Linked DNA regions of Homo sapiens: regions 1, 2 and 3 are each linked to region 4. The links are chromatin loops, found by intact Hi-C in ENCODE. Cell type or tissue: heart left ventricle. All regions are shown on one strand.

What was found. Hi-C counts contacts between places; a loop is a spot of excess contacts. Peaks named below come from ENCODE experiments on the same cell type or tissue, not always from the same donor. Only the 100,000 strongest peaks of a DNase experiment are listed, where the experiment ranks them.
Region 1: it touches region 4 in a loop (2.1-fold over the local background); 3 of 110 quality-filtered maps call a loop at or near these places.
Region 2: a loop joins it to region 4, with 4 times the contacts of the local background. A loop is called at or near these places in 3 of 110 quality-filtered maps.
Region 3: a loop joins it to region 4, with 11 times the contacts of the local background. A loop is called at or near these places in 71 of 110 quality-filtered maps.

The regions. Positions count from the first base shown.
Region 1 is chr15:92,397,402-92,405,401 of GRCh38, forward strand. All of the region lies in intron 1 of ST8SIA2 (ST8 alpha-N-acetyl-neuraminide alpha-2,8-sialyltransferase 2), which reads left to right. Among named protein-coding and RNA genes, the nearest start is that of ST8SIA2, 7.5 kb to the left of the region's middle. In heart left ventricle, no CTCF peak of the experiment used is centred here; a DNase peak (open chromatin) is centred at 3,860; H3K27me3 peaks cover 1,774 bases.
Region 2 is chr15:92,388,082-92,396,081 of GRCh38, forward strand. ST8SIA2 (ST8 alpha-N-acetyl-neuraminide alpha-2,8-sialyltransferase 2) reads left to right here and starts at 5,800. Exons shown (of 6, transcript NM_006011.4): 1 at 5,800-6,081. The coding sequence starts at 5,984. In heart left ventricle, a CTCF peak has its summit at 3,733 (motif pointing right); DNase peaks (open chromatin) are centred at 5,680, 6,580 and 6,830; H3K4me3 peaks cover 2,151 bases; H3K27me3 peaks cover 5,722 bases.
Region 3 is chr15:92,517,069-92,525,068 of GRCh38, forward strand. No RefSeq gene overlaps it. Among named protein-coding and RNA genes, the nearest start is that of C15orf32, 49 kb to the left of the region's middle. RefSeq lists enhancers at 1,031-1,532, 4,491-5,083. In heart left ventricle, a CTCF peak has its summit at 4,658; a DNase peak (open chromatin) is centred at 4,667.
Region 4 is chr15:92,680,027-92,688,026 of GRCh38, forward strand. No RefSeq gene overlaps it. Among named protein-coding and RNA genes, the nearest start is that of FAM174B, 28 kb to the left of the region's middle. RefSeq lists a silencer at 3,413-3,707 and an enhancer at 6,011-6,180. In heart left ventricle, a CTCF peak has its summit at 3,626 (motif pointing left); a DNase peak (open chromatin) is centred at 3,635; H3K27ac peaks cover 487 bases.

The DNA of each region.
Region 1 (8,000 bases), 280 kb before region 4:
CCTTAGTGATTATTTTCCAAAGTTCCATTTCTGACTCTCTTGCTCTCATTGAGCTGGAGCTGACTAAGAAAACAAAATGTAGAAAGATAAGTTCTCTGCAAAGCACCTAGAGAGTCCTGCCTGGTAGCCAAGGAGTGAATTCAAATTCTAAGTCAGAAATTGGGTGGGGCTTTGGTAAAATAGGCCCTGATCAATTCATGCACACTCCCAAGTTTTAGATCCAATTCGACCAAGTTGTAAGCTAAAATCTTCTGATTGTTTCTTGGCCTTTAATCTTGAGTGTAACTTCCACTAGGGGATTGTGAGGCGTAGCTGTCTTGCCCATCATGGTGTCCATGGAACTGGGCACACAAGGCATTCAATAAACATCTGTTGGATAAATATTTTCCTGAGTCTGGCACAGTGATGGGCACACACAGCATCCTTGGGCAAAGTTGAAACTCAGAGCTGGCCGGGAACGGTGGCTCACGCCTGTAATCCCAACACTTTGGGAGGCCGAGGCAGGTAGATCACCTGAGGTCAGGAGTTCGAGACCAGACTGGCCAACATGGTGAAACTCCATCTCTACTAAAAGTACAAAAATTAGCCAGGCATGGTGGCGGGTGCCTGTAATACCAGCTACTCGGGAGGCTGAGGCAGGAGAATGGCTTGAAACCTGGGAGGAAGAGGTTGCAGTGAGCCAAGATCACGCCATTGCACTCCAGCCTGGGCGACAGAGCGAGACTCCATCTCAAAAAAAGAAAAAAGAAAAGAAAAAGAAAGAAAGAAACTCACTGAGCCTTGGGACAAGAAGAGAGCATAGGGCTCTCCCTGTAGAAACCTTTCCTTTTTATCAGCTAGGGTGAATTTGACACTGAGAAATAACATCACTAATCTGAGATCACAGCCTGGCTGGTTAAGGGCAGAGCAGGCTTGCACAGGTCTCCTCTTTTGTAACCCAATGTCCTAATCCTCATATTAGTTCCTCTACCCATAAAGGAATTACAGAAATCTTGTTAAAGAGAAGTTGAGTGACTAGTAAAGATAACAATAGCAATTATGACAACGGTGAAGATGATGATCACGGTTAGCATTTACTGAGTGCTTCCTAAGAGCTAAGAGCTACTCCAAGTGCTTTATAGATGTTAACACATTCCAGCCTCATGGCAATCCAGTGGTCACCTGCCAGTGGCACTGTTTGTAGAGCTCTGTGAGCCAGATGCTAGGCTAACTGCTTTGAAACACATTTGCTGGATCCTCACCAGAACCCTCTAAGGTAGGTACCATTTCTATCCCCATTTATTGATGAAGAAACCGAGGCCTGGAGAGGTTGTATACCCTGCTGATAAACTTGTGATAAAGCAGCTCTGTGGAAGGCCGAAACCCATGCATGCTCTTGACCATTGTGCTAGACTGCCCTGTCCTCTGAGTTATTTTTTTTACCCTGAGCTAATAATGTTAACGAATATATCTGAAGACCAACTCATCCCCAGTGGTTCTTCTAAAGGCCCAGAGTTTTCCTGAGAGCCTGGTCTGGCCTTAGTAGTTTCTCCATCAGTCATTTAGAAAGACAGAAGGTGAATGAGGAGGACCAGAGGAGGACTCTGAGCACATCTCCCCAAAATGTCCCTCTAGTCCAGCTAAGTTCAGTGCCATGCTGGAGGACAGAATGGCATTAACCCCAACCTGTTACACAAGGTCACCTGCCATAGGTATGAGCATTCCAGACTCTGAGGTGGAGCCTGGGGCTAAAGTGACAGGAGGAAGGAAAGCTCCTATTCCATTGCAAACCTGATTCTGATGTCAATCAAAAGGGCCTGCCTCGATACTACGTGCTGTATATTTGGGCATCTAGGTGTCCGGAGCAGGGGAGATAGTAAAGATATTTAACAACTGCTCCCTCTCCAGCACCAACCTGTTAGAATGGACATCTGACCCATCAGAACTGATGCCATCCAGTACACCACGGCCAGGGGTCCTAGTGCACCTCAGCCAAACACCAGGCCCTGTCTGGGAAAACACTAGACAAGGAGAGGCTAGCTCTGATCATCAGCCATGACGAGATCTGTGAGCAGGCAGCAACTACTGCCAACAGCCAAGAGTGAGGTGAGGTGAATCGTTTAGTGGACGAGTGCACGTGGATGGGAAAGAAAATGACCTTGAGCAGTTGCAGTCCAGGCACTCTGTAAGAAGTACACGTTTGCTCAACACGATGCATTTTTTTTTAAAAAAGCCCATTCTTCTCCCTAGTACTGGTGTACTTCACTGAAGTATAAGCATGATTGGAAGATAAAATAGGAGAGAAAGATCTGGTTTTAACTCACTTGCTCCAAGTCCTTATTGCCAACTGTTCCAAACATCACATTTAAATTGTAAATAGATACCATCTTAGAAACCAATTCACCACTCAGAGCCTCTTTCCCCCTGTAAGGCAGGGTTGCTAGGTTTTAAACATGTTTTAGGTTTTACAAATTGGAAATGTTGTAGATTGCAAATTATAAATACTTCTTCGAGAGGGGATTCTAGAAAGGCTCCCATTGCTTTTAGCAGGGCATACAAAGCAACACATCATCTGGTCTTTTGCCTCTGTCTGTAGCCGGCCTGGGCTCCAGCCATTTTTGTATTGCTTACAGGTTCCCCAAAATGTCCTAGGATTTCATACCTCTGTGCCTTTGCACATCCCGCTCCTGCTCTGTGGAATGCCCTCCTTGCGCACACACCATCCTTCCTGCTGTTGCCCTGCTCCTCCCAGGCCCTTCCTTTCTCTCACTGCTCTGTCTTCTTCCAGGCTAAGATCTGGTATCTCCTAGACCCCGTCCCCTTCCGAGACATCTGCATTGGTTGCCCCTCCTGTGTGCACCCTAGCACCCCATCATGCAGCACCCCATGGACATGCATTTCACAATTATATTTTATTTATCCTTTATCTCCAGCCCCTGGTGATACGTATATGGTTTAGTAAATGAAGCCTATTAAATATTTTTTGAAGGAACAAACTCTGACCGAGGATATGCCAAAAATAAGCATTCAGCCTCTCTGCTCCCAAAAGTACATACTATTCTAACAACAATTAAACACCCTCTGCTTGATCTGGAAGCCCCCTGCTTTTCCTGTGTATCTAGCGTGGAGGGTGCATCCCAGTGAAGAGCACAGTCTGGCTATGACGTTATTCACCATTGCGGAATGTTTGGGGCCAATGGAAATAAAAGCTGCTTTCTAATTTGTAAAAGCAGAGGACCCAGTGGTGTTTGCCCCCTGCCAGTTTAGGTAAAAACCAAAGATCTAGAGCCCAGATGCCAAGCCTCTGCCGGCTGTTGGTTCTCCAGAGAGCCCTTTCCAGCCCTCCACTGCCCACAGTGCTGCTGAGGCTGCCCCCTCCTGCCTGGAAGGACAGCCGGCCCCGTCTACCTTAATCCCCTTCAGGGCTTCCATAGTGGCGTTGAGAGCAGACCAGGAACGCAGGGCCAGCTGTTTCCGTGCAAGGGCTGGTCCCCAGGTAGGATGCTGGAAACTGAGTGTTAGAGACGTTGACAGTAAGAAATGTGAGGTCAGGTCGGGATGTGTCATCTCAAAGATTTTCCTCATGAAGCACCTTCTAGTGGTGTTTTTATTTGAAAACACTGGTCAAACCAGTGAATCCTCATGACGGGTCAAGACTTGGGGCAGCTGTGTGGATCCTAGATAAGGTCCGGAGCCTCATCTCTCTCAGCTGTCTCAAGCAGAGATGAGTTAGAGACAGTTGGGAGGATACAGTGGAAACGGCCGGGGGAGGGACAGGAACATGAAAGCCACCAGCTGGGTGAGTCAGGTGGCTATCTCCTGCCAGGGCGTGGGGACAAGCTCATCTTCCGGAGAGGCACTGTGGGGTGAGACACCGTCGCCTGTGGCCGGCCGGCTGACCGCCCCTGGGCTTGCTTACCATCTCTCCAGAGCCAAGGCTGGTCCTTAAGCGTTGAGATTAGTCACTCTCTTGGGTGGCATCTGGGCTGGTTTTAAATTCTCTTTAGTCTCCTGCAATTTATCACCCAGCTAGGAAGCTGCCCGGTGTCCTGACGGGACCTGTGTGTCCCATGTTTTCTCAGCTTTGGCTGTCACTGACTTCGCGACGATGGCAAGGAGGAAACGGCTCCAACTGGGGAGAGCAGCGGCCCCGACACGACATGTGTCTGTATTACACGTTGGCAGTCGAGGTTCCTCCTGACACTTTCAAGCACTTGGGATCCCGATTCACTCCCCTGGGAAATCCAGCATCCAGCCTCGCTGTGTGGGTGTGCCTTTGACTTCCCAAACTGCTCTGCAAGCATGAAGCTCTCAGCTCTGTCCAAGGGTTTCCCAGTGCCTTTTTTTTTTATTATTGAAGGAATGCGGAGGGACTCAGCTTTGCTTCCTGGACCTTTTTTAAGGTTCAGGGAAACAATTCCTCCTCCTCCTCCTCCAGCTTCTTAGTTGATGGCCAAAGGATGAAAGAACCCCTAGGTCAGTGGTTCCCAAATAGTGAGCCACAGAGGAGTGGTGATCTGAAAGGAGCCAGAAAAAAAAAAAAAAGTGCAATGTAGCCATGATTATTAATAGTTTCAAGTTGCCAGCTGCCATTGCCTGAAAAGAACTCTTCTATATTCTGAGATAATGTTCCTTTTTCCTTTGGGATACTAAGATGTCCTTTCTTTTATGAAAGGGAGTGATGGTAGCTATGAAATTCTCCCTTGGCTGAAGAGGGTGGTAACCTCATGAGTCCCCACCCCCAGTGTTTTGGAAATACTATGGGTCCTTGAAATCTGATTGTCTGGGGTCTGGATCCACAAGGTATTCTGAAAAGCTCATTTCAGGAAGTAGCCTCACTCCTCACATATTTTCTTCCCCATGGAGGCTGATGCCAGCAGAGAATAACAACAAAGTCATATTTTGTCTGTGTCTGCTGGGGTCCAAATGATTTTCTAAACACTTTAGCTGTATTCACACCTGTAATCCTCCCAACAGTCTGAGGAGGTCTATGTTATTATTATCTCCCTTTTACAGATTAGTGAACTGAGGCCCAGAGCAGTTAAATAACACAGCTAGTAAGGTGCAGAGCTGGGATTCAAACCCAGGCTCCCAGGAACAAGGATAATTCTCCAAAAAACGATGTCTTAAATGACATCCAGTGGGGAAGAGATGCGTGCTTGTATTTTCAAGGAATAAGCCTTGGAAACACAAAGGTCTGTGGGAGAGAGAACCCTGGGATGTAGCGATGCTGAAGGAAACTTAGGGGATAGCATGTTGGAGCCCAGGCCATAATGGGACATGGCAGCCAAAAGATCAGTACAATTTAGGGTTGCCAGTTCCAAAACACCTTAATGCGGAATGACGGCCAGGGGCACACCGCTCTGCCTCTGCCTCCCCACATTTCCTCTCCTCTCACACCAGCTTCCCCGCACGGAGTCTCATCAGAATGGCTCCGGAGCATGGCATTTGTTTGACCATCTCATTACCAGAGAGAGAGAGAGAGAGAGAGACACACTGAGAGAGAAGAGAAAAACAACACAAATGATCAAGGCCTGGAGGAATTTTCTTCTAGGGGAAGACAGAAGAGTTGGTGCTGTCAGCTTCCCCAGGTCAGTGGAGCCTGACAAGGAAGGGAAGGAGGGAGGGAGTGAGTGACGGAGGGAGGGAGCCCTTCGGGGAGGGGCCAGGCTTAATGCAAGGAGATAGCACATCCCAAGGAGCCCCCTTTCCTACTGTAACCACATTCTGCTGAGAGCTCACATGTATCACCTCACTCAACCTTCCCAAGCACCCTGTTAGTCCATTTGCAGATGAGGAAATGGAGACTCAGAGAGGTCTCGGGACTTGCTAAGGTCACACAGCTAGTAAACATGGAGCTGGGATTCCACCCAGGTTTGCCTGACTCCATGGTCCATCTGGTCTTAGCCACTTTTTTATACTGAGGTTACCTGGCTGCTCACCCCCATTCCTCATGCCTCCTGCCCTGGGCCTCCTACACTTTATCCCGTTTTCTGTACCATGCAGAGAGTTTGCACAAAGATGCTGGAAACTTTTGAGACGATAGAATAGACTCATCATGTCAGATAGCTTCGCGAACACAATGGCATCTGTCACCATCGGGCACAACACTTCAGCGGAGGCTCTGGAAGAGGCAGACATACCTGGACTCTACCTGGGGAGGTGTGAGCACTTGTTATTGAGCTTCCCCAGTTCTAATTTTGAAAATCGGCTGCACGCGGAGGAGTGATACCCAGGGTTAATTCACGCCTTCTTGGTAACTGCCAGAGTAGCTTAATAATGAAGGCGGGAGGCATAAGATGTCTGGAGAAAGTGAATTAGTAAATTGATAGGGCAGGTGACTTTAGTTTGCTATTTTCCTACAAGCAGTAAAGGCCCTCCTACTGCATCTCTTGAGGTTCCCACAATTTGGGATTTGACTTTAGGTGGACTCAGGATGATGCCCAAATTGTATGCTAATCAAAACATTTAGTTCCCAGGAGAAGCAAAGAGAAGGGCAAGAGAGAAACTCCCCGTGGTGTTCTGTCTTGGCCCGGGCAGGGAGCCTCTTAGGCCGGCTGGACACAAAGGCAGCAACGTGCTGACAGACGGCATCCCAAAGAAAGACCTGTGATGGCCCAGCCTTGGTAGTAAAGCCAGTTAAGGCTCCACAGGCCCTTCCCCAACCTGCCAGAACTGCCCACCATACCATAGCTCTAACCTCCAGCAGAATGCCAGAATGGCTCACTTAGGTATTCATCATACATCTCTCCCTGCTGCCAACCTGGGGCCTTACGTTTATCTGTAAGGACTGACAAGTTCTTGCCAGAGCTGGATTCATGGCATATAATTCAGGACATTGGGCCAGACCTTTGGAGCAACTGAGAGCTACTCTTGGAAGATTAAGGCTCCAGTCTTCAGTGGAACACTTATTACCTGTGTGAGTTCAGGCAAATGACCTCACCTTTCTGAGTCTCAGTTTCCTAATCTGTATAATGGGGTTAATGATACCCAACTTACAGTGTTCTGAGGATTAAATAAAACACAAATGGTGGGAATGTAAAATGGTACAGCTACTATGGAAAACAGTATGACGGTTCCTCAAAAAATTTAACGTAGAATTACCATATGGTCCAGCAATTCCACTTCTGGGTGTATATTCAAAAGAATTGAAAGCAGGGGCCAGGTGTGGTGGCTCACACCTGTAATCTCAACACTTTGGGAGGCCGAGGTGGGTGGATTACCTGAGGTCAGGAGTTTGAGACCAGCCTGGCCAACATGGTGAAACCCTGTCTTTACTAAAAATACAAAAAAAAAAAAAAAAAAATTAGCTGGGTGTAGTGCTGCATGCCTGTAGTCCCAGCTACTCGGAGGCTGAGACAGGAGAATAGGTTGAACCCGGGAGGCGGAGGTTGCAGTGAGCCTAGATCATGCCACTGCACTCCAGCCTGGGTGACAGAGCAAGACTCCATCTCAAAAAAAAAAAAAAAAATTGGAAACAGGGACTCAAACAGATATTTGTACACCCATGTTCATAGTAACCTTATTCACGGTAGCTAAAAGGTGGAAGCAACCCAGGTATCCGTCAATGAGTGAATGGATAAACAAAATATGGTAGATGCTGGGCGTGGTGGCTCACCCCTGTAATCCCAGCTCTTAGGGAGGCACAGGCAGGAGGATAGCTTGAGCCCAGGAGTTTGGACATGCCTGGGCAATATAGCAAGACCCTGTTCTTAAAAATTTTTTTTAAAAAGGTATATCCATACAATGGAATATTATTCAATCTTAAAAAGGAAGGAAATTCTGACACAAGCTATAAGATGGGTGAACTTTGAGAACATTATGCTGAGTGGAATAAGCCAGTGGCCAAAGCACAAATACTGTATGGTTCTACGTACATGAGGCATCTGGAATGGTCAAATTGATGGAGACAGAAAGTAGAATGGCGGTTGCCAGGGTCTGGGGAAGGAGAAGGGGAATTTGTTTAATGGGTATAAAGTTTCAGTTTTGCAAGATGAAAAGAGTTCAGCAGACGGATGGTA
Region 2 (8,000 bases), 290 kb before region 4:
TCTGCTCTGACAAATCTGATCTGAGGACTGGGAAGAGAGGATGTATAACCACACAGATGGCATTTGAGGCAGGGGAGAAGTGGAAGAGGATTCCCAAAGGGACATTTTACAAGAAACTGACTTGGCACCAAGAGTCTCCTTCCTCTGTCCAGTGTTTGGTGCCAACATCCCAGCGGGTCGACATCCTGGCAAACGCTGCCATGTCTTTGGGGACTATGCCGCTTCGAGTTTACTTTAGAAACAGTATTTCACCTGGCATGCTCACAAAGGCATTGTGACTTTGGCGACCTCCTGTTGCCACTGGTCCCTAGTTTTGTGCTGGAGGTGGCTCATGCTGGCTCTTCAATACAGTCATTATTAAAAATGGAAATATATCAACTTGAAGTTCAATAAATTATATCAAAAACAAAGGCAATAAATACTCAGAACTCATCACTTCCTAATTTCATTTTCCACCCTTGACCATGATCTATGTTCTTGAAGTTATCTTGTTTCTTGTATGAATATGGTGGGAATACTGTGTCATGCTGGGCGGTTCACATCTTTTCCTAACTCTGCCTTCAGCAACGTGACGATGATGGTTTGAAATTGACCATGATGGGAACAGGTATTGACTGGGGTTCTTTCCTCCTAGATAATGTGGGGCCAGAGAGGAATAAAAGTCCCTATCCCTTCGGAGTTTCCAATCTCACTGAAGTATCACAAACATGAAATAAAATATTATGTATGAAGGAGAACTAGAACTGAACTCAGCTAGGAGGCAGGAGAGCTAGAATCTGTTCTCAGCTCTGAAACAAGTGGTGGGACTGTGGGCAAGTCTCTTGGTCTCTCATCACAGCGTTTTTCATCTAGAAAATCCCATTGGACTCCAAGCTCCACCAGGGGAGCAGCTGCGTTTACCCCATTTGCTGCTACATCCCAGCCCTCCAGCATAATTCCAGACATGTAAGAGGCAATGAAGCAATGCTTGTCAAGTAAATGAATGAGTGGGAAAGCACCATCTCCACCAACCCTTCCAGCTCTGAGAATGTGGAGGTCCATGATCCAAACTAAGGTTAAGAGAAGTGGCACAAGACTGAGAGCCAGGGATGGTCAACACGGGCCAGTTTCCTCAGATGCCTACAAGGAAGGGGCCATGCTGGACTCTGGGCAAAGGTGGGCAAGCCAAGAAGTTGGGCAAGCCAGGAAGTCTGACTGAGATCACAGTGATCATTCCTCGAAGCCCTGGTGAGAATCGTGAGCGGACATTCCTTTTAGTTCTTCTCTGTTGTCTGGTACCTGACTTCATGCTTTGGTTCAATACTGCCTTGAATGCCAGCTGAAGAGTTTGTTAAACTCCCAGCAAAACAAACAAACAAACAAACAAAAAAACATTGAACCATCCCCCTGCCCACTACCACTTCCAGCTCGCTGTGGAGCTCATTCTCACACCCCTCCCAAGATCTCTTGCTGATAGTCTCGGAAATATTTACAGCAATCGCCTGAGTACATTTCTTTTCTTTCCTTGGCTAAACTATAATTTTGCTATTTAAAAAAAGTTACAAAAGGAATGCAAATGTGCCCGTTAACTTTTCCATATTCTTACCACTCTGAGTCTGATTTTAAAGCGGAAAACGTTGCATTTGTGAGAATACTCAAATTTAATGTAAATTTCTCAAGATAAGGCAAATTCTCTCATTTATTAGCAGTGCAGAAACACAATAGCCAATGAATGTATCCCGACTATGATACTCTACCTGTTGACATCACCCTCCCATCCTACCCAGTCCCAACACACATACAGTTCCCCCTTCAGAGATGATGAAAAAGCAAGACCATTACCACTTTGTAGTTATTTCACATTCTAAATTGCTCTTGGAGCGAGTTCAAAGGTGTTAGGTCAGAATTTTGAATGCGATTGTTATTATTTATTCTTAAGGTTTTTTTAAGTCTGAATTGATTGAAATAACTCGTTTTTTCCATGTGGAAAGATGAAAACAGAGATTTATTACTATAGTCTCACAAATGATGAAGGGTGTGCAGTGAGTGAAGATAGATTTGTTCCCAGAATCCTCACATGCCAGAACTAAGGGCACATAGTCAGAATTAAAGAAGATGCCTGTTTACAAATCTATTTAGAATTGCCCCACGTGCGGAAGAGGATATTGGCCATCCCACAGTCCCACATGTTGCTGGGTCAGGGTAGGAAATCAGCTTCTTTGAGCCTCAGTTTCCTCAAATGTAAAAGGGAGATAATGATATCTATATGAAAGGATTGCCAGGATTAAATCAGAGAAATAGCCCAGGCCAGCGCCTTGAACTTGTGTGCACTCCCAAATGTTAGCTCCATTCCCCCTTGCTCCCTCCCCCGTCCGACTTGCCCCCATTTCCAGCCAGTCACTTGGACAAGTTATTATCAATACAGACCTTACTACTCCCAAGAAGTCGCTCAGGTGAAGATTCTGCATAGCTGGGGTGGAGAGGGGGAGTTTAGCCCTATGTGTAAATGGTAGATACAGTTTTAGAGTTTCCACGAATTCAGGCTTTGGGTGGTTCCCCATTCTCCAGGTTGCAGCTAGAAGGACAAACATGCCCTCAGCCAGTGTCAGACACAAGGAAGGGGTGTCCATGTGTGACCCTGTTGGGCTCCTTTGAGCTTCTGAAAAGCCTCTTGGCCCTCTGTCCCTCATTACTACAAACTGCCCAGGGCCTTACCAGTTGCCTGAATAGCTTATATACTCAATTAATTTGAGTTAAAATGTTAATGGGTGGTAATGGCCTTTAATTTGCCACCACTTCCTCATTTTAACCCAAACATTCAATGACTTAGTCTACAGAAGTGATGGCTGTAGGACCTTCGGGCTTCTTGGAAAATCCAAGGCAGGAAAAGAGACTTGCTTAAACAGAGGGGTAAGCAGGAGGGGAGGGGTCAGGGTGGCCAAGCCAAGCACATGCCCATGTGGCAGTTCACATCACCAGTCTGACATTCTCCACCAATCTCATCAGTCTTCCTCTTTCCAGATTCCAGGAACAAACTCATTTTTGCAGAGGCAGCAACGGGTGGTGTATGTACACAATCACTTGTTAAAGGAGCTGGCCCAACGAGACCCAAACCTAAGTGATCACAGATAGCAGGTATTCTATAGTCAACGATCACAAGGGTCCCCCATCACCCTCCAAGAAAAATCCCACTTCAGTGACTCTCATCGCAAGGACAGCGTCTATGTGAGGAAGCTAGCTCTACTTCCGAGCAGGTATACTTGAGAGATATTGCTCTGTGGGTCTGATTACAGGGATCTCTCTATATGGAATCGAACCATTCAACAAAAGCTTCCACTGTTTCCTGTCCACTCATATGACTCTGGTCTGGTGGGTGCAAAGAAGGAAGACTGAGCCTGGGATGAGAACATGGGCCACCTAACAGGAAACGGAAATAGATTCTGCTGTAATCGTGGGTCACCTAACAGGAAATGGAAATAGACTCTGTTGTAATTGTGCTTGCAGCAATGAGGTTGACCCGACCTGGTGAATTTAGTACCACGGCAACACTTCCATGATGTTCTGCATGGTAAGAGTGCAGTAGGTAGAGAAGCAGAGAAGCAGAGAACAGAGGAGAGAAAGGTCAGTTTCTTCTTGCTCTTTTGGGGGATCTTATTAATCAATTATAAGTGAGCCAGGAGACCTTAGGTCTACTGCAGCTCAAATCCCCTATCATAATTAGACACCTGAATGTCTGTCTCCCTTGTGAACAGTGAGCCACTAGAGGGCAGGAAACCCGAGGTGTCTCTCTCCACTTGGTGTCTCTAGCTCCTAGCACAGAGCCTGGTACAAGGTAGGTTAAATATTGCTGCACGTTGGAGTGAGTGGAGGAGCGATTCAAATACAGAGCAGCATACCAGGCGCATCCTGTACTTTCCTCTCCCTATTCAGGTATCCCAACCATTCCCTTCAGAAAAACAAGGCAAAATGATGACAAAAACCACTCCACACCTCCTAAACCACCCTTCAAGCAAGACAAAGGGAAAGATTTTGGCATTTTGAAAACTTGAAATAAGGATGGTTAGACCCCGTGCCAGCCACACTGATGGGAAACTCTCCTTTGACGTCTCATCCCTGCCTCTAACAGACAGGGAGAGTGACGTCCAACATTGTTCTCCACATCAGAAAAACCTCACCCCAAGAAAAATACATGGTATTTTCGAAGTGCTTACTGTAAAAGGAGCAGGGTGCGCTGACTTCGCCAAGGAATGGGAAGGAAATGAAGCGCTGAGGTGGGAATTAGTACACGCTTCCTCTGGGGAAAAGACATCTGCTCCTGGCACTCCTCAAAGGAGGTGAGGCAGAGCTCTCCCTTGACGCTGTGCTGCTTCCCTAATCCATTCTCCAGGCTGGGTGATGGGACCTCTTCCTGCAGGGGAGAGCCTGCCCTGGCTCCCAGGGTCAACAAGGGCAGCAGCCCCCGGCTTGGAAGCCTCCCTCCTGCCCCTCCTTACACACGAAGGGGCAGAAGGGCTCTGGGCACAAGCAGTACTTTGGTAGAAAATCAGAAGGCCCTCTTACATCCCCGGGGGCGCCATGAAGGGACTTGGCTGCTGCCAGCCCCTCGCCAAACTCCTCTGAGTGGTCCAGGGGATAAGGCCGACACGCCCCTCCCATTCACTGGGGTGTGGTTTCCAGCACTTAGGACATTCCATGTAGCTTCTCCAACAGGACTCCTCCTCCCCACACTCAAACCCAAAGGACCCTTTCATAAACCAGATGATCATTTCTGGAAAGTTACATTTCTTAATTTCAGGAATTGTTCCAATTCGTGCAAAGAAAATAAAAGGTAATTATCTAATTCCAGTAAAACTTAATGGGGCCCTTCCCACCCCTGGCCAATGGTTGGTGTGAAATGTAATTTGACTTAAACTGTCTAAGGCTGTGAAAGTGTACAATATTCGGAAGGGTGGGGGGCATTACCCCTTGTGGGAGCCATATTTTTCTAGAAGGCATTTTGATCAAGACAGGCCTCCCGCGGTTATTGATCTTAGGGTCATTGAGAGTCCAAGAACTGGGGAGATGAAGGCCACCCGGCGTCAGCACCGCGAGGGCGGAGGGAAGGCGGGCGCTGAGTCTCCCATTGGGGTTCTAGCCGAGGGTTCCAGCCAGGACTGCGTGATCTGGGGGCAGCTCGGAGAGCTCTCCCGACCCAGTATCGGGTCTATAAATGGAGATAAAGATCAGCACCTGGAGGGAGTGGTTTCTCGAGGGCTGAGAGCCTCGCCCACAAACTGTAGTCAGCATCTTCACTGAAGTTGGCCTGTCTTGGATATTTCTTCTCTCCTCCCCTTCCCCCACCTCCCCTCCTAATTCATCAACTGCTGAAACATCTGCCTGGCTGAAACCGCCTTCTCGCCGCGCGCTGGGGGCTGTCCCCAGGTGTTGGTCTTTGTGTCGAGAAAACTTTGCGAGGAGGCGAGGGAGCTGGACAAAGAGCGGGCGAGGGAGGGCGTTTGCCAGCCTGAGGGGTGCGCCGGGCGGTGCGCGCACTTCCCTGGGCTCAGCTCCGTACCCGGTCGCTCGCGGTGGCCAGAGCCCAGTCTCTCTAGGCCAGGAGTGGCGTCCGGCTGCATCCCCGCGCCCTCGGGAGCTGAATAAAGCCAGGCGGGAGAAGCAAAGGCTAGCGCCTGGACGCTGGAGTTGGTGGGAGGAGGCGAGCAGAGGCGCGGAGCAAAGCTGTCAAACTGCGCGCGGAGCCGGGCGCGGGGCGGGGGAAGGGAGAGGAGGGAGGGAGGGGCAGGCGGGAGCCGGGAGGGAGCGAGCGGGCTCGCCGCGCCTGAGCAACCCCTGCCTGTCGCTGCCGCTGCCGCTGCCGCTGCCGCCGCCGGCCCGGACTCGTCCGGAGCGCAGGGTGTCTGCCCAGCTGCGCGCGGCGCGCGGAGGCTCCGGCGTCCGCCGCTGCGCCCTCCGGCCCCTGCTCCTCGCGCCGGCCCGCGTGGGTCCCGGCGGGCGCGAACCCACCATGCAGCTGCAGTTCCGGAGCTGGATGCTGGCCGCGCTCACGCTGCTCGTGGTCTTCCTCATCTTCGCAGACATCTCAGAGATCGAAGAAGAAATCGGGTAAATAGCTGCTCCCAGGCCCGTGCCACGAGCCCTGGCGGGATCTCTCCCTCCTTCTGTACTCTCCACCCTCCGACCCCCTTTGTGTGCGCCGCGCCCCGCTGTAGCTCCGCTGGAGAGATGGGGACGGTTTGGCAGAAGGTGGCGGCGACAGGGGCCCGGGACGGTTTGGGGAGAGGAGGGTGGGGGCGCGGCTGCTGTGGGGTGTCCCCGGGCGGGGTTCACGGGAAGCCCCCAGCTGGCCCGCGTCGGGAAGCGGACTCGCCCACCCTGCCCCCCTGCCTGGCGTGTCCAAGCGCAGTGTCGCCGGGGTCGAGGGAGGGCGCCGGGGAGTGTCTCGGGCGGGCGGAGGGGCCGAGAGTGGAGGGAGGCAGGAGTTTCTTTGTCTCCAGCACGGCCGCTTTCTCGCCTTGGCAAAGTGGGCAGGGGGCGCGCAGGGATCTCTGAGCTGGGGGAGGGGTTCCTGGGGCCGGAGCGGAGGGCGGGGTTCTGCATGGGCTACTGGGAAGCGGAATGTCCCCTGCACACACAGACAGGCACACGCGCCTCCCGCCGGCCCGGGAGCCCGGCGTAGGAGCTGGCACCACTAGAGAAGGGCTCGCATAGCTGGACTGAGACCCCCCGCCCTCGCCTGGCTTTGGACGTTCAGCCAAGCCACGGCAACCCCGGCGACCCTGGGTTCCTGTGCGCTCGCAGCGCGGAGACGGAGACATTTCGGGAAAGTCTGTACCGCCGCCCGGTGGGCTTCTGGGCCCTCAGGCGGGCGATCTGGCGCTTTTTTTCTCCCGACCTCGCCAGAGGTAGGGTGGGACCGCGAGCCCGGATCCTCCCGGCTCCGGACTTCCTGGAGTGCGCACTTGAGGCGCGGGACGCACCGGCTGTGTGTCCCAGGGGCTGAGACTCGCGCCCCGCCCCGCAGCCTTCGGCTCGCCGGGCCGGGCCCCTCTCCGGAACCTCCAAAGGGCGGTAGACGACAGGTGGGGAGGCAGCCGGGGTTCTGAGGAGGCCCGAGGAGAGCTTCCTGGCCCTGGGCAAGGGGAAGGTGAGGTCTCAAAGAGGGCAGAAGGTCTCTTCTTCTGTGGGATTTGTGCTCTGCCAGGCGCTCTTCTCGAGTCCCGCGCCGCGTGCGCCCCTCCTTTGTCCCATTTGTTACTTCATTTGTTATCTGTGCTAGTTGAGGGTCCGCCACACTGTCAGTCCCTCAAATGGGAGATGCCAGTCCTGGGCCCAGGCGGGATGCCGAGGCCCCAAGGACAAAAACTTGTGACAAGTGCCGCTTCCTGCTCTCATTTTCTCCCTGCCCCTGCCCATCTCCCTGGAATTCCTTCTGTGAACTCCGCTGGGCTTCCAGAACCCCTCTCCCTGCCTCTTTCTCCTCTCATTCTCGGTTTCCCCAAGAGCTCTGAAAACTTTCACAAATGCTGCGCAGTTAATACACAACGTGCCACCAATTCCCACGCAGAGATAAACATGCTACTTTTCATAGCTGCTCGCCTCAGAAACGTGGATTGGAAAGGAAATCGGGCAAGTCACGTCTTGGGGTAATGGAAGATGCGGTGAGGAGGGCCTTCCTCTAGGCTCTCCGGCTTCTGATTCCGGATGTGGGCACTGCCCGGCTCAGATCACTTGCTGACCTTTGCCCATGTGAGAGGGAAGGCCCGGCGCTGCCCATTGTCCTGTTATAAAAACATAAGTGCTGTGCTTATCCAGGCACCCCTAGGTCAGCCATTCACTGAATTCTTACCAAATACCTTCCACATGCTGGGAACTTTTAATTTTTAAAATGCAATCAGGAGATCACTTTGCACATAATGTTGCACTTTCTTGCCAAATGCACGGTGAAGCCTACGCTCCCCACATCAGGTTGTTCCCATATATGTACGCACCCCGGGGACTTGTCTCACTTGAGTGCTCCCTGC
Region 3 (8,000 bases), 160 kb before region 4:
GTACACATCCAGATGGCCTGTTCCTGCCTTAACTGATGACATTCCACCATAAAAGAAGTGAAAATGGCCTGTTCCTGCCTTAACTGATGACATTATCTTGTGAAATTCCTTCTCCTGGCTCATCCTGGCTCAAAAGCTCCCCTACTGAGCACTTTGTGACCCCCACTCCTGCCCGTCAGAGAACAACCCCCCTTTGACTGTAATTTTCCTTTACCTACCCAAATCTTATAAAATGGCCCCACCCGTATCTCCCTTCACTGACTTTTCGGACTCAGCCTGCCTGCACCCAGGTGAAATAAACAGCCTTGTTGCTCACACAAAGCCTGTTTGGTGGTCTCTTCACACGGACGCGCATGAAAGTTAAGGCCAGAAATGAAATAAGTGCCCTGTGATTGCAAGATCACAGGTTTTCCTCATAGAAAAGGAGAGTCTAGTTTTGTTAAGTTTAGATGTAGAGGTTTAAGAAATCCATTTTCATAAACTGAAAAACTGAGTTTTATAAACTGTTCTACTTCTGAAACATTATATCCAATGGGTGCATAGAGAGATAGATACATACATACATACATATATAGATACATAGATACATGATAGAGATACATAGATAGATAACATAAACACACACACACATATTTGTTAATATTTTTAAACAAAATATGAGAACACACTAAGCATACTATTCTACAAATTGCTTCTTTCAATTCATCAAGCATCATGAGCTCTTTGACCAGTTATTTACCTAGTATTTCATCATCTGAATTATATATATCATTGATTTGAAGATAATTGCCCTGCCTGCTGAGTCTCCTCTTCCAAGCAAACATCTCCAACTCCTTCTATGGCACACACCTAGACTCCTGTTGGCTTTACTCTGGAAAGTTCCAGCTTGTCACTGTCCCTCTTAAAGTGTATTGGCAGGGGATGTATCAGCTTCAGCCATGGGAAGTGAGCACAGGCAGTTGAGAGGGTGATTTTCCATGGTGTAGCACTCAGCGAAAGGCACTGGCAAGATGTGGCCCTCAACTCAACCTTCTGAAGTGCCACTTGAAAGTCTCGTGGCACTGACAATAATTCAAAGGCACTGTCTTTTGACCATGCATTCTGATCAACCCCACCCAAGACTGGCCTTCTAATCCAGACTTAACTCTTTCTCAACCAAAATAAAACTTCTGGCTCTAGATGCTCATCTGTAGTCTGACTCCCAGAATTCTTCCAGTGCAGCTTGTAACAAGGTTCCACCTCAGGTGGTAGCGTCCCTTCTCAAGAAAAAGGAAAAGAAGCCCATTGGTAAGGATGGGACTTATGTAATGTTTGTAGTGCCAAGAAAAGGGGTGTTTTCAATCCCAGCTTGACTCCTTTCCATTCCCACCCTGGCTTCATGGGACATCAGAAAAAGGCCTCGAATGCACATTTGTGTCCAAGCCAGCCTGTAAGTCCAAGCTCCGTTCATACAAAGAACCTCTCTCCCTAAAGTGACCTCCCCTTGGCCATCCCTCTGACCTCAGAGTGCACAGCCTGACCTCTCAGGCCCTGAAAACAGGTGGGGTCCATTTGGGCAAATAATTCCTGAATCCTGACAGCCAGGTTGTGGTCTAGAAGAGAGGGTGGACGTGCTAGGTGGGCAGGGGCTCAGCTGGAGGAGGGGGATCTCCAGCACCAAGCCCAGGTCAGAGACCTGGCTCTCCTGCTGTAAGAGAGTCCTGCACAGCATGGCCTATGGCAGCTGGGCACCTGCAATGAGAATGGCTCCCGGGAGCAGTGACTCTTCGGTGGAAGGACGGGCAGAAACTTGCTCATTTTAGGCAGGAGAGAATATTATGAGCAAAGGAATGATGGTAAAAGAGAAGTGAGGGAATGTTAGGTGCTGCCAGTAATTCTGTACAAAGCACAAGGATGAATGTAACTGGTGGGGATGAGGGAAGGGGAGAGAGAGCAATGGGCAGGAGTGTGAAGGGCAAAGGCCATACCAGGCCAGAGAGGCTGGGCTTGGATTCTTGGAAAGCAATGGGGAACTACACATAATTTATGCCGGGGGAGAGTGTGATTGGATTTGTATTCTAAAGAGGCAGCACTCTGCCATCAGGGGAAGTGATGGAATAGAAAACCAATGAGAACAAAGGATAATGGCTGGGAAGATCTAGCCTGTGGAAAGTAGATGCTGTAGGGGACAGGAGGAGAAATCAGGGGTCTCAGAGCAGGCAAGAGGCAGCCTGGGGAGGACATGCCACAGAGATTATTTCAGACCTCAGTTGCATAGGAGGAAACTGCAAAGTTACTTAACCTCCCTGAGCCTCAGTTTCTCTGCTCTTTAAAATAGCATAGAAACTTACTGAGAGAATTTAAATGAGTGCTAATATGAATATAAATTGCCCAGACAGGCCTGAATCATAGGAAATGCTCAGAAAAGGAAAGCTCCCCATAGATTTTTTGGGGAGTTTGCACAGAGAGCAAATAGAATGCAGCAAAGAAAGCCTGGAAAGAAAAGTACCAGTTATTTCATAATCTTGCCAAGATCCTTTGAGCAAAAAGGGAACCAAAGAAGGAAATAGAAAAACAGGTTGGAGTGTTTTTGTTTGTTTTTGTTTTGTTTTTTTTTTTTTGGACAAGCCTTGCGGGGCACTGGGGGGGCTTCTTTGACAAGTACCCTAAAACCTGATGGCAACAAAATGGGAGCAGTTGTAATTCATTAAGAGCACACTGTTGCGAGGCTTGGGAGAACCACCCAACCTCCAGTGGCCGGCCCACCCACCCCCATCAAGAGGCACACTTTCAGGACACTGAAGTACACCACATTCTTGGAGTTTCTCCAGACTAGCTTCTGATGAAGCTGTTCCCCCAGGAATGATCACAGTGAGTCTCAGATTCCTGTGAACAAAGGAGCCAGTAACTCCCCATGACCACAACAAGTAAAACAAAGACAGCTTCAAAGATGGCACCGAGAACTGGGAACAGCAATACAGGCAGGAGTTGGAGAGGATTTCTATTGAAATCCAATGACTGAGCTAAACTATTGATCCATTTTTCTTCTAAGCCTCTACTCACAGAATGCATTCATTTAAAAATAACATTTATAAATATAGGCCAGGTGCGGTGTCTCACGCCTGTAATCCCAGCACATTGGGAGACCAAGGTGGGCAGATCACCTGAGGTCAGGAGCTTGAGACCAGCCTGGCCAACATGGTGAAACCCCATCTCTACTAAAAACACAATGATTAGCCAGATATGGTGGCGCATGCCTGTAATCCCAGCTACTCAGGAGGCTGAGGCAGGAGAATCACTTGAGCCTGGGAGGCGGAAGTTGCAGTGAGCTGAGATTGCACCACTGCACTCCAGCCTGGGCGACAGAGCCAGACTCCATCTGAAAATAAATAAATAAAATTTTTAAAAATAACTTTTATAGATACAGATGCTAGATAGTAAAATCTCATTAAATGAAAACCATTTGACCATGAATCTGTGGCCATTTAATTTGGACTAATTTAAAATTTACTTTTAACCTATGGGAACAGGGCTTCTCCACCAATTTAACCCTGTAATTAGGATGCCAAGAGATTTGGAAAACCACCTCGCACAGGTGCTTCTTCCTTGCCATTTATATCACACTTTTTCTTTTTCACTCGTGGGGTGATATTCAAAGCAAAGTTAACTTAAAGGTATAACCCTCCACTGTCACTCAATCTAGAAATAAAGTCCCTTTCTCTGTTGAGTTTAATGTCTCTTTATTTGCCATGGCAAGAATGGCAAACACATAGCACACACCCTACCCTCCATCTCACCCAAGCCCTCTGCAGGCATGACTAGCTGATCAGAGTAAGGATCCTTCTTAATCCAGTACTTCAAAAGAAGGAAGAGATTCCAAGCATTCCTTCCTCTCAGATAATAAATTTGATGTCCTCCTTCCAAGGAGAAAACATCTATTCTGTGCCCAAGGGCCTAAGAACTGAGGTTACTTACCCAGTGGAAATAGCTTATCCATTTCAGGAAGAACTGACAAAACAGGTGGTAAGATAAGGCTTCCTGTTCCCTCACTCATTTACCAAGAAGGTGGTTAATATTAGCAGAAAAATGGTTTGGCAGACTGAACACTGAATGAAGGTCTCCTTGGACACTTGGCATGTCCCTAGGCTAGAGCAGTGATATGGCTTAGCTCTGTGTCCCCACCCAAATCTCATCTGAAATTGCAATCCCCATATGTCAAGGGAGGGACCTGGTGGGAGGTGATTGGATCACGGGGGGCAGTTTCCCCCATGCTGTTATAGTGATAGTGAGTAAGTTCTCACAAGATCTGATGGTTTAAAAGTGTGGCACTTCCCCTCCACCCCTCTTTCTCTCTCCTGCCATCATGTAAGACCTGTCTTGCTTCCCCTTCACCTTTTACCATGATGATTGTAAGTTTCCTGAGGCCTCCCCAGCCACGCAGAACTGTGAGTCAAAACTCTTTTCTTTGTAAATAACCCAGGCTCAGGTAGTTCTTTATAACAGTGTGAACATGGACTAATATAATCAGTGATCTAAGAAGGGGTAGAGGAGAGCAGAGTAATACAAAATGACAAAGGGAAGTCGGGGAGAAGGATTCCCAGACTGTAACCATAATAGGTCTGTTGCCTGATATGCATGGCAAGTAAATACCATGGCAATACCATGGCCAGACACCAGGTTGCAGCAGAGAAAGAGGTTTAACCGCAGGGCCTCCGAATGAGGAGCTGTGAGTAAACCTCCAATCCATCTCCCCGTGGAGTTTGGGGTTAGGATTTTTAAGTGTTTTGGAGTGGCCGGAAGTGTGGAGATAGGTCCACGAACTGTGATTGGTTGAAGAGTACAGGATGAAGTCACGGGACAGGGAGATGAAGAAGCTCTATTCTCATGCTGATTCCACTCCTCTATGGGGTCTTCAAACTAGTTGGTGTCAGCTATTTCACTGGAATTCTGGATCTCAAAACACATCTTAAGCAATTCTTATGCAAAAGCCTTATGAATGTAAGATCAGAAATCCTATTTATCTAAAACAAGTCTTATGATTCTAGTCTCAGAAATCCTGTCTATAGGAACAACAGGGAAGCAAATGGTCAGTATCTAGTTACAAGCAAGTGGGTCAAATTGCAGCCTGATTCGAGCTTAATTATAAATATATTTCTGTCTGGAATTCTTGTTAACCCTATGAGGATAGCTTCAGGATGGTTATTCAATGAGAGCCAGCCTAGTGTAGGGGTTAAGCACATATCTCTGAGTTCAAATCCTGCCTCTGTTACACTATGTGCCCTTGGGTACATTATGTACCCTCTCTTCACCTTGGTTTCCTCATCTGTAAAATGGAAATAATAATACCTGTGTCATAGTATTGTTGTGAAAATTAAATGTGATCATCTATGAAGAGTTTCTAGCGTATACTACATACTCAAATGTTACTTTTTTTTTTTTTTTTTTTGAGATGGAGTCTCCCTCTGTTGCCCAGGCTAGAGTTCAGTGGCGTGATCTCGGCTCACTGCAAGCTCCGCCTCCCGAGTTCATGCCATTCTCCTGCCTCAGCCTCCTGAGTAGCTGGGACTACAGGCGCCTGCCGCCATGCCCGGCTAATTATTTATTTATTTATTTATTTATTTATTTTGTATTTTTTAGTAGAGACGGGGTTTCACCGTGTTAGCCAGGATGGTCTCGATCTCCTGACCTCGTGATCTGCCCGCCTCGGCCTCCCAAAGTGCTGGGATTACAGGCGTGAGCCACCGCGCCTGGCCGAATGTTACATTATTGTTGTTATAATTCCTGTTATCAGACAGGATGCTGTTGGAGTAGGTAGCACAAAATTCAGATAAAGGCATTGATGATCCTGCATTGAGTCCAGAGGTAGGATGTTCCAGGCACAGCTGGTTAAATCACAGCTATTTTTCATCATTCTGTTCTGAATCTCCAGGTCAGCAATTGTTTCCCCACCAGTAGAGCTGGCTTCACAACTCTAGATGTCATGTAGCCTCTAGCAAAGAAAGGGGAGGAGGCATTTCTAGCAAAGGAGACAGGAGGTGGCTGTTGGGGATGGAGTCAGTAGTGCATGATAACTCAGACTGGATTTATGGAGAAAAGAAAGACATATTGTGTGCACACAGACACACATACAGACTCCACTCATGTATGTTTGGCTAACAGGCCATATCTAGATGCATTCCAGACATCATGGAACATAGTAGAAAGGTCACACCAGGGGACCACCCACCTTGTACTGGGGCATTTCAAATGGTCTTATCTCTACCTAGGCCTCTCCATTGGATATCAAAGCCTTTGGCTGGGTTTAAACAGGTTAATAGGCTTTTGAGTAATTAGTGCTTTGAGGAAGCCGTAGGCTTTGATTCGTCAAATGCTGTGGCCTGTTCACTGTAAGCAGAATTTAATCTGTGAGCTACATCATGTGAAAATAAAGCTGCCTAAAACCAAATACATTCAAATTGTGATGATAGTAATGCAAGCAGGCAGGCTTTTCTTGCATGGCTTGTGAAGTGGTTCTGAAGCAGAGGAGTTCCAGAAATCTTTTAAGCAACAGTGGTTTGAAGAAGATGACATCCATTTGGAGAGATGTACTGATATATGAAATCCCCCAGTTTAGGAATAAGACCTAGGTGTAACTCCTGGCTCCCACCTTTGTGTAACCTAGGACATGTTTTTTTCACTTCCCTGAAACTCAGTTTCGTGGTCTTTAAAATGAACACGATAATACCTACTTTGGAGATTTAACAGGAGAGTAAGTTAGGTGAAAAGTTAAACTGCCTGGCCTAGTAGCTGGCACTGGGAAAGTGTTCATGTAGTGGATTCAACAGTGACCCCTGAAAGATATGTCCACTGAGAACCTGTGAATATGACCTTATTTGGAAAAAGGGTCTTTGCAGATGTAATTAAGTTGAGGATCTTGAGATGAGATTATCCTGGGTTGTCCCGATGGACCCTAAATTCAATGACAAGTGTTCTTTTAAGAGAAAGGCAAGGAAAGATGCATAAAGAAATGTTGACCTGTTTTTTCTCTACTAGTGTGGATAATTTGTTATTCTTTGAGCTCATCTGTGTTTTCCAATTTTCTACAATAAACTTGGTTTACTCGTGGAAAACACACACACACAAAAGAGGAGGCCATGTGACCCCAGAGGCAGTGAACGTTATATCCCTACTGTCTCCAGCAATAAGCACAGCACACGTTAGGCATTCATTTATTTCTTTTGTTTTTTTCTTTGTTTTGGTTTTTTAGTTGATTGGCAAAGCCAGTAACTGGTTCCAAGAACGAGTTAATATGATACTGCATGAGTCAGGACAGGCTTCCAAGCCACCTCCGTGTTTCAGTGACTTAAAATAACAAAGGACTATTTCTCACTAATGCTACCTGCCCAAGCAGGGTTGGGGATGAGGAGAGTTGGCTCCACGTCATCCTCACTCTGAGACCCAAAGGACAGGGGCTATACCTTCCCATTATTTTGGCTTCTCCCATAAGCCTGTTGGGTATGCAGAAAAGTGGGGGCTAAGGGACCCAGCATCAGCATTTAATGCTATGCCTGTCAAGTTACTTCTGCTGCATACAATGACCGGAACCACTGACATGGGAAATTCCAAGGCTCGATGAACCAGAATTAGAGGAGAGCTAGATATTGGGGAATATTAGAAATTCTACCACAGATATGGGTGCAATGGTCTCTTTGTGTCCACATTACAAACATCACAGAGAATCCAGTATGAATTGAAGAAGAATGAAATGATCACAGGCCTGGGAGCCTTCTATCTGGTTGTTACAACCTAAATGTTGGTCCTGACCCATCCAACTCCACAATGTGGCTGCTATGGATTATAAGAAAGCACTATACATTATTGTCATTTTGTTTTTCTTTTTCTAGACAACCACTCCCCCCAACCACCAAGATTCATGGGAATTCAGGCCCCAAGAGCCCATTAACCTTAGAGGCTCCACAGGGTCCAGTCTAAAGAGCCCAGATCAATGAGATCAAGCAAACAGTTTCTCAGAAGTCTATAAC
Region 4 (8,000 bases):
GTATTTTTAGTAGCGATGGGGCTTCACCGTGTTAGCCACTATGGTCTTGATCTCCTGACCTCGTGATCCACCCACCTTGGCCTCCCAGAGTGCTGGGATTACAGGCGTGAGCCACCGTGCCCGGCCCGGAAGTTTCTTTTTGTATTACTATCAGTACCACTATCTATCAATACTTCTACCTTCTATATCTTTATTCTGTATGAATATAGATAGAAATATAGATAGATCTGGATATAGATATACATAGGTCTATAGATAAACACACACATACAAGATTATATGAGTATGTCTATATAAATACTTATGTATACAAAGATGTTCTTCCAGAGACATTTTCAGTTCTCCAGCCCATCCTATGGATGCAGACATAGACTTACTTCCCACTTATCTGGCTCCGTACCATCCCCAGAATGGAACACAGCGATACAATGTTATGTATAAACATAACCAAATCTTTACCTTTAGGGATAAGACCTGGAAAGTAAGCTGCCAGTACTGACATGTAACAGCCATCCATTTTCTCGATATCCCATTCCCATTGTTATAGGGAGCTGCACCATTTAAAATATGTAGGATATCTAAAGTGGAGGGATGGTAATTATTATTTGAATCCAAAATGAATGATTTATAAGACTAGCGGAAAGGATTTCAGCCCCCTACTCTAAAACATTGTTCATTGAGCGTTTTTGCCAAGGGTAAGCAGAGTAAATTATCAATAGCAGCAGCAGGTACATAGATCACCTCAGCTTTTCACTCTAACTTTATAATGTATGTGTCAACAAACTCATTATAGGCACATTTTAAAATAAGCTTTCATGATCAAGATGGTAGTGATAGAGAATATGGGATAAACTGAGTTTTCTATGTTCTAAACTGTTGGGCAATGATTGAAAAAAAAAGAATGTAAATGTCAGGTTTTTTTATTTAACCCAAATATTTGATGAGGAAAACCTGTTATTTAAACCATGTAAAGTTTTAATCTGTATATATTAGACAAGTGCTTAAAGTACTATAGTAATGCAAGTGCATTAATAAATTCTAAGTTTTATTCAATTCTGAAAAAATACATACAAGCCATCAGGCAATTTTGTTTATCAAATTTCATTAAGAAAAGATAGTATCTCCACTAATTGTTGATACATGCTGGTAGGCTGGTCTTCCCGCCTCCCCCCTCAACATGTGTACTGAAATGCTAATAAATGAATCATCAACAGTAATTACAAATATTCTGGGGATGTGATTTCACAGCTCCCATTTTCAGGAAATTGCATATTTTTGCTCTGTTTGGGTGAAAGCATGTTTATAGTAACAACTTAGTAATAAAAGCCATCTTTGAAAACTATTCTGGTTTTTTTATGTGACTGCAGGGATTTTTCTCACGGCTGACAGCTAAGATTTTAAATAACATTTGTAAAACTTGGACAGATTTTCTGTTCTGCTTGGAAGTGGGTGATTTCACAATCCCCCTTAGTGACATCATGCTTAACAGAACTGCAATGAAAGCGATCCAGCCCCCTGTGCTCATTCCTCACTGTGGCTGAAAGATGGTTACAGCTGTGGAAATGGAGCTTGATTTCCCTATACCAGCAGCTTTGATTCTCTGCTTTCAGCACTTTTTCCCCTGTGATTATAAGCGGGAGGATAGTTTTGAATATGAACTACTAGAGTGCATGTAAAGTTGAATTGTGGAATTATAGTTTTAGAAATTACTTTCAGCCGGGCACGGTGGCTCAAGCCTGTAATCCCAGCACTTTGGGAGGCCGAGGCGGGCGAATCATGAGGTCAGGAGTTTGAGACCAGCCTGGCCGCCAGAATGGTAAAACCCCGTCTCTACTAAAAATACAAAAAATTAGCCGGGCATGGTGGCACGCGCCTGTAGTCCCAGCTACTTAGGAGGCTAAGGCAGGAGAATTGTTTGAACCCGGCAGGCGGAGGTTGCAGTAAGCCGAGATCGTGCCACTGCACTCCAGCCTGGGTGACAGAGCAAGACTCTGTCTCAAAAAAAAAAAAAAAAAAAAAAAAGGAAAGAAATTACTTTCAATGTCTACTAGCAATGCCCTACCACCACCACTATCTCCACAAAATATGTAACAGATGAAGTACAGGAAGAATTGTCAGGTATTTCAAAGCATGCATTAAGCACCTACTCTATCCCTACCTTAGTGAAAGGAGATTTGGCCTCATTGTGACATGTAATCTTCCCAGTCGTCTTTTGAGATGGCTAATGGCAATTAACACCAAAGTCCCAATAATAGCTATTGAGAAAGTATATTACAGGGGTTAAGGACTTGGTCTTGAGTCATAAACCCTGTCTTTTTTTAAAATTTTTATTTCCACAGGTTATTGGGGAACAGATGGTGTTTGGTTACATGAACAAGTTCTTTAGTGGTAATTTGTGAGATTTTGGTGCACCCATCACCTGAGCAGTGTACACTGAACCCAATTTGTAGTCTTTTATCCCTCACCCCCTTCGCACTCTTTCCCTGAGTCCCCAAAGTCCATTGTGTCATTCTTATGCCTTTGCATCCTCAGAGCTTAGCTCCCACTCATGAGTGAGAACATACGATGTTTGGTTTTCCATTCCCGAGTTACTTCACTTAAAGTAAGAGTCTCCAATCTCATCCAGGAGAAACCCTGTCTTTAAACTCAGTTCTGCCACCTTAGTTGTGTGACTCTACTTTCTTAACCTCTCTGTGTTTGGGTCTCCTTGTCTGTAAAATAGGAGTAATAATAGGCAGTTGTAGGGATTAAACCAGATAACGCAGGCAGCACACTCTATCAGTTACAAATTATTGTCAGCTGCAAAAACACATAAGGTTTTATTTTTCTCAAGTAAAAAAAAATTCCAGAATTGTGCAAGCTGCTGCTGATGGTTCAGCAGCTCCAGGAGTTCACATCACAGACTCCAGGCCTTTTCCTCATGGCCCCAAGAATGGCCACACTGTTGTCCAGCTGTCAGGTCCAAATTCCTGGCAGGAAGTAGGACAAAAGGGCGAGCTTCACAACTCAGTCAGCCCAGCCCTTGAGGGGCCTTCCTAGAAGACCCTCTATCACCTCACTTCCCTCTCTCTCCCCCAAACTCCCACATGGCTTCCGGCTTGTCACTCCACTGACATGGCTCTAAGCTTAGTCATGATTCCACATTGCTAAATTTCACAGACATGTTCCTCCTCTTCCTTGACCTCCCTTTCTCAGCAGAGCAAGAGCCCCTTCTTGAAATACGCCCTTCTTGTGGCCTCCATGACACTGCACTCTTCTGCCTCTCTTCCTGGCTCTTTGCCCCCACATCCATCTCCTTTGCATATTCATTCTCCTCAGCGCCAAGACCGGCTTCTTTGCTCCCACGGCTTCCCTTCTTAGACCATCTCAGCACCTCCACCTTCATTTCCACCTACATGCTGATGATACCAACTTCCCCTCCAGGCCACACCTCTCCTCTGAACTCCAGACCTGGGTATCCCTCCCTTACCCACTCAAGTCTTCATGGCCTTGTTTCCAAGGCTTCTCACACTCAATATATCCAAGAGTGTTTGTGATCCCCCTGCCCGTAAACATACAAACAACAACTCCATCAGACTTCAAAAGCCTGGCCCCGTCCGCTTGTTCCCCCACCAAGGGAATGGCACCATCTGCTGTCCAGTTGAGCAAGCTGAAACCTGGGAATCGTCCCTGACTGCTTCCCCTCGCTCTCCTCCCATGTCCTACAGGTCTAGGTGACTTTTATTCCTAAAGATCCCCCGAGTCTGTCCACTTGTCTTTGTCCTGCTCCAAGCCACCCTAATCTCTCACTGGCTTATGGAAATGGCCTCCTCACCAGCAAGCTTGGGTCTACTCTTGCTCTGGTCTTTTCTCTGCATGGGAGTCCTGGAGGTCTTTTCAATACACGAATTGATCAGGTCACCATCACCAACACATGTCACCCTCTCTGCCCTCACTTAAAAACTTTCTGTAGCGTCTCATTTCTCCTATAATACAGGCCAAAATCTTTAATACGACCAACAAAGCGCTGAGTGATGGGCCCTGCCTGATTATGAAGCCTCATCTTGCCCTGCAGGCTCCACACTCTGCCCTAACTGTAATGGCCATCTTTCAAGCCTTCAAGCCTTTGCCCTTGCCACCTCTGTCCATGGTGTGGCAATGGGAACAGGTCCCCTGAAGAGAACAGAGAGGAGAGCATTGGTATAGAGAAGACCCAGTTGCTGAGAGGCTGTGGTGCAGGAAAGGTCATCCATGTGGATAAGGAGGTGGTCCAGGATGCTGGGAAGAAGTGGAGAGGATCCCGGCTGTAATCCCAGCGCTTTGGGAGGCTGAGGTGGGCCTCCCAAAGTGGAGATCACTTGAGGCCAGGAGTTCGAGACCAGCCTGACCAACATGGTGAAACCCCATCTCTAGTAAAAATACAAAAATTAACATGGCATGGTGGCGCGTGCCTGTAATCCTGGCTACTCGGGAGGCTGAGGCAGGAGAATCACTTGAACCCAGGAGGCAGAGGTTGCAGTGAGCCAAGATCACACCACTGCACTCCAGTCTGGGTGATAGAGTGAGACTCTGTCTCAAAATAAATAAATAAAGAAACAAAAGTAGACACGCAGGGGAAAAGACTCACGGTCATCTGACAAAGACTTTGGTGGATGTGCAGAAGAAACCCCAAAGTGTAGATGACAAACACAACCTTAGAGGAGTGAGATATTCCAATGGCAGGAGCCCTAAGACACTGGGAGTTTTTGGCTCATGAAGAACGATGTGGAAGCAGCCACGAAAAGCTAAGAGAATGTTAATCCATGCCCTGGCCTGCCCTTCCTCCAGGACCCATGAAACCAGGACCACCACAGAATAAACGGCCTCCACTCGAGAGAGACACAAGGGAAATGGAGACTTAAGCTCTCCCACTCTACCTCTGGCCCCATTTCCCTTCTCCAAGCCCTCCCTCTGTCCCCTTTCCACAGTCTCTTTCTTTCCCCCAGCTGCTTAGTGGCCTCCCCTGTAAAATAAGGATGGTAACATTGATCTTTAAAAAAGCCTCATATAGACTCTGGAATATGTATCCTAGAAGGATTCTCATACAGGTTCATAAGGGGACATGCGCGCTCATGGTAGTGTAGTCTGTGCTAGCAGGGAGGTGGAGCACTGGAGGAACAGACTTGAGTCATGTAGAGAATGCACACTATGGAATATGATGTAGCCTTCAAAAAAGCAGATTGGATGTACACAGGGCAACACGGATAAGGTATAAAAACAGTTCTCCTAGCACCCAGGCTGCGGCCTCGGAGTACAACTTCCCACTCATCAAAAACCAGGCCTCCTTGGAGAAATGACTGACTCTAGGTCTGAGGCAAGAAATGTGTAAGATGAGCCAGGAACATCTTATACCAGCCTGTAAGAAAGCTGTCAAAGACTAAAAAGGTGGTGTTAATAACAACTTTAGAAAAAACAACATGCAATGGCTCTCATCTGCCAAAGATAGGACAATTTAAGCATTGATTGAATAATAACTGCAAATAATATCATCAAAAGTGTTTGAATTCATGGGTTTTATATTAATCTTAAGCCTTATTTCTATATCTTTGAAGGAACTCATTATTTTGAAAATTGATAAATAAAAGTATCAAGCACTTATCTTGCCTTTTCTATACAAACTACATCTCAGTGTTACTGAAGAATTAGTGAGGGAAAGTTTCCCTTTATAGAATATGCCAGCTAATAAATAAACAAGGAGTGATAGAATTAGATTATCAACATTTTGTAACCCCTAAGGAACTCATGGATCTAGGCACTGACCATCAACGTTGCTGACGTAACAAACAAAAAAAAAAAGAAAAAAAAAACCTCAATATTAGACACCTCTTAATGGAAGTCTAAAAGTTTACATACTAAGTATTTCCTGTCCCCCAAAAATTAGACCTGCATCCGACCAAGCATCTATATAATTACCAATTTGCAGGACATAGAGAGGACAGAGAAACATGTTAAACAGCAGCACAGAGATACAGTCAGAAAAATTCAGACTATAGAAAACTCCCTGAATATATTACCTGATCTTCAACAAATAAATTGCAAGATAAAAAAAGATCACAAACACAATGTATAAATCTTATTTGAATCTTGATTCAAGTAACTAAATAATGATGAGACAATTGGGAAACGCTGATCAGCTGAATAGGTGATGATATTAAATGATCATTGCTAATATTAATATTTATGTATGATAATATGATACAGTGATTACATATTTTTAAAGTACTTATATTTTAGAGGTACATACCAAAATACTTACTGATGAAATAGTGATTCTGCCACTTACTTCAGAGCAATGCGTGAGTAGGAAAAAAATGGGTATAGACAAAATATAATTGGCCACAAGTTTGTACTTGACTTTGAGTGATAAGTACATTAAAGTTAAGATACCATTTGATTTTTGAAAATGTTTGAAATTTTTGCATGATAAAAAGTTTTTTAAACAGTAGTGAGTGAAAAAAGAATGAAAACAGGATGAAAGCTACCATACCATTCATGTAAATTTAAAATACAAACACATAAAACAACACAAATAGAAGAACATACATCAAACATATCAGAACGGTTGCTGTTAGTAAGACTGGGGAATGGACATGGAGAATAAGCTAAAAGGGTAAAAAAATAAGTGAAGCAAGAGAGGGACATTGCACTGATCAACAATGAAGTATCACTAATCAACCAACCCTCACAATCTGAGGCCAAAAAAATTTGTCACACAGTTGTGAGGATTAAATGAAATATGTGGGTACTGTTCCTGGCATAGTGCACGGTACATCATAAGACCTTAATAAATGTTTATTTCCCTCCATTCCCTCCACTTTCCACCATCTCCCTACCCTGCAAAGGAATAATGTTATCTCCTAAGTTAATTTACTTTAAGGTACTAAGCCCTGATAACAACTTTACCCTCTGTTTCATTGGCTGAGGCTTACAAGAGAGGGCAATGCTTAAAAAAATGAATCTCTAATAAGTGAAATTCTTGCATTCCAAGCCCTAAGAAGGCCAACCGTGTCCATTGCAAAGGTGATTTTAGGAAGTTTCAGAACTGACCACCTGCCTACAACTCTTCAGGGTGACAGTTTGGACTCATTTCTATCTTCCTTCTTCTCAATCAAATGTATCTACACTAGAAAGTACACCAACTGCTAGCTCATCCCAGGGATCAGAGAACTCCGGGTTGTAGCTTGATCTTAGATGACCATCTAAGTGAAATATTTATGTGCTGAGTTTTGCTCTTCCACTTAACTGGAAAGATTTCCATTTCATGCGCCACCACCCCACATGCCAACCTCTACCATTTCCTCCTCTCTGACTCTTTAGCCATAACTGCCATATTCTTTCCAAACAATATATGAACTTTTCATTCAAAAATCATGTTCCAGGTGACTGGCTCACTGGAAATCATTCAGAGGTTGCCAATGACTCACCCAATAAATCTGAGGCCCAGAAATTGACTTGGAATCAGTGGCGCCTGACAGCTGCTCAGAGGCTGCTGGGGAAAAGAAGCAGGATCTACATTGGTTTATAATAGCTAGATGCTCCTGGCTCATCGTATAAAGTTGGTGGAGTGAAAAGCAATCAATCCCTGGCTGCAGTTTGACCCCAGCAGATCAAAGTTAAATTTAGCTGTAAGCAGAGGGAAGGACATTTCACCATGGGAATAGAACCCAGCCAATCATTGTGCATGTTTTAATCTAGCACATTCTACATGTCCATCACTGTGCTAAAAGACACTGAGAAAGATTCACTCTAAGACCCCTGTGATATAGTTTGAATGTTTGTCCCCTTCCAGTCTCATGTTGAAATGTGATCCCCAATGTTGGAGGTGAAGTCTTACAGGAGGTATTTGCGTCATGGGGGTGGATCACCCATGAATGGCTTGGTGACTTCCCCATGGTAATGAGTTCATGCAAGAGCTGGTTGTCTAAAGAGCCTGGTATCTCTCTTGCTTCCCCTCTCATTATGTAACATCCCTGCTCTCCCTT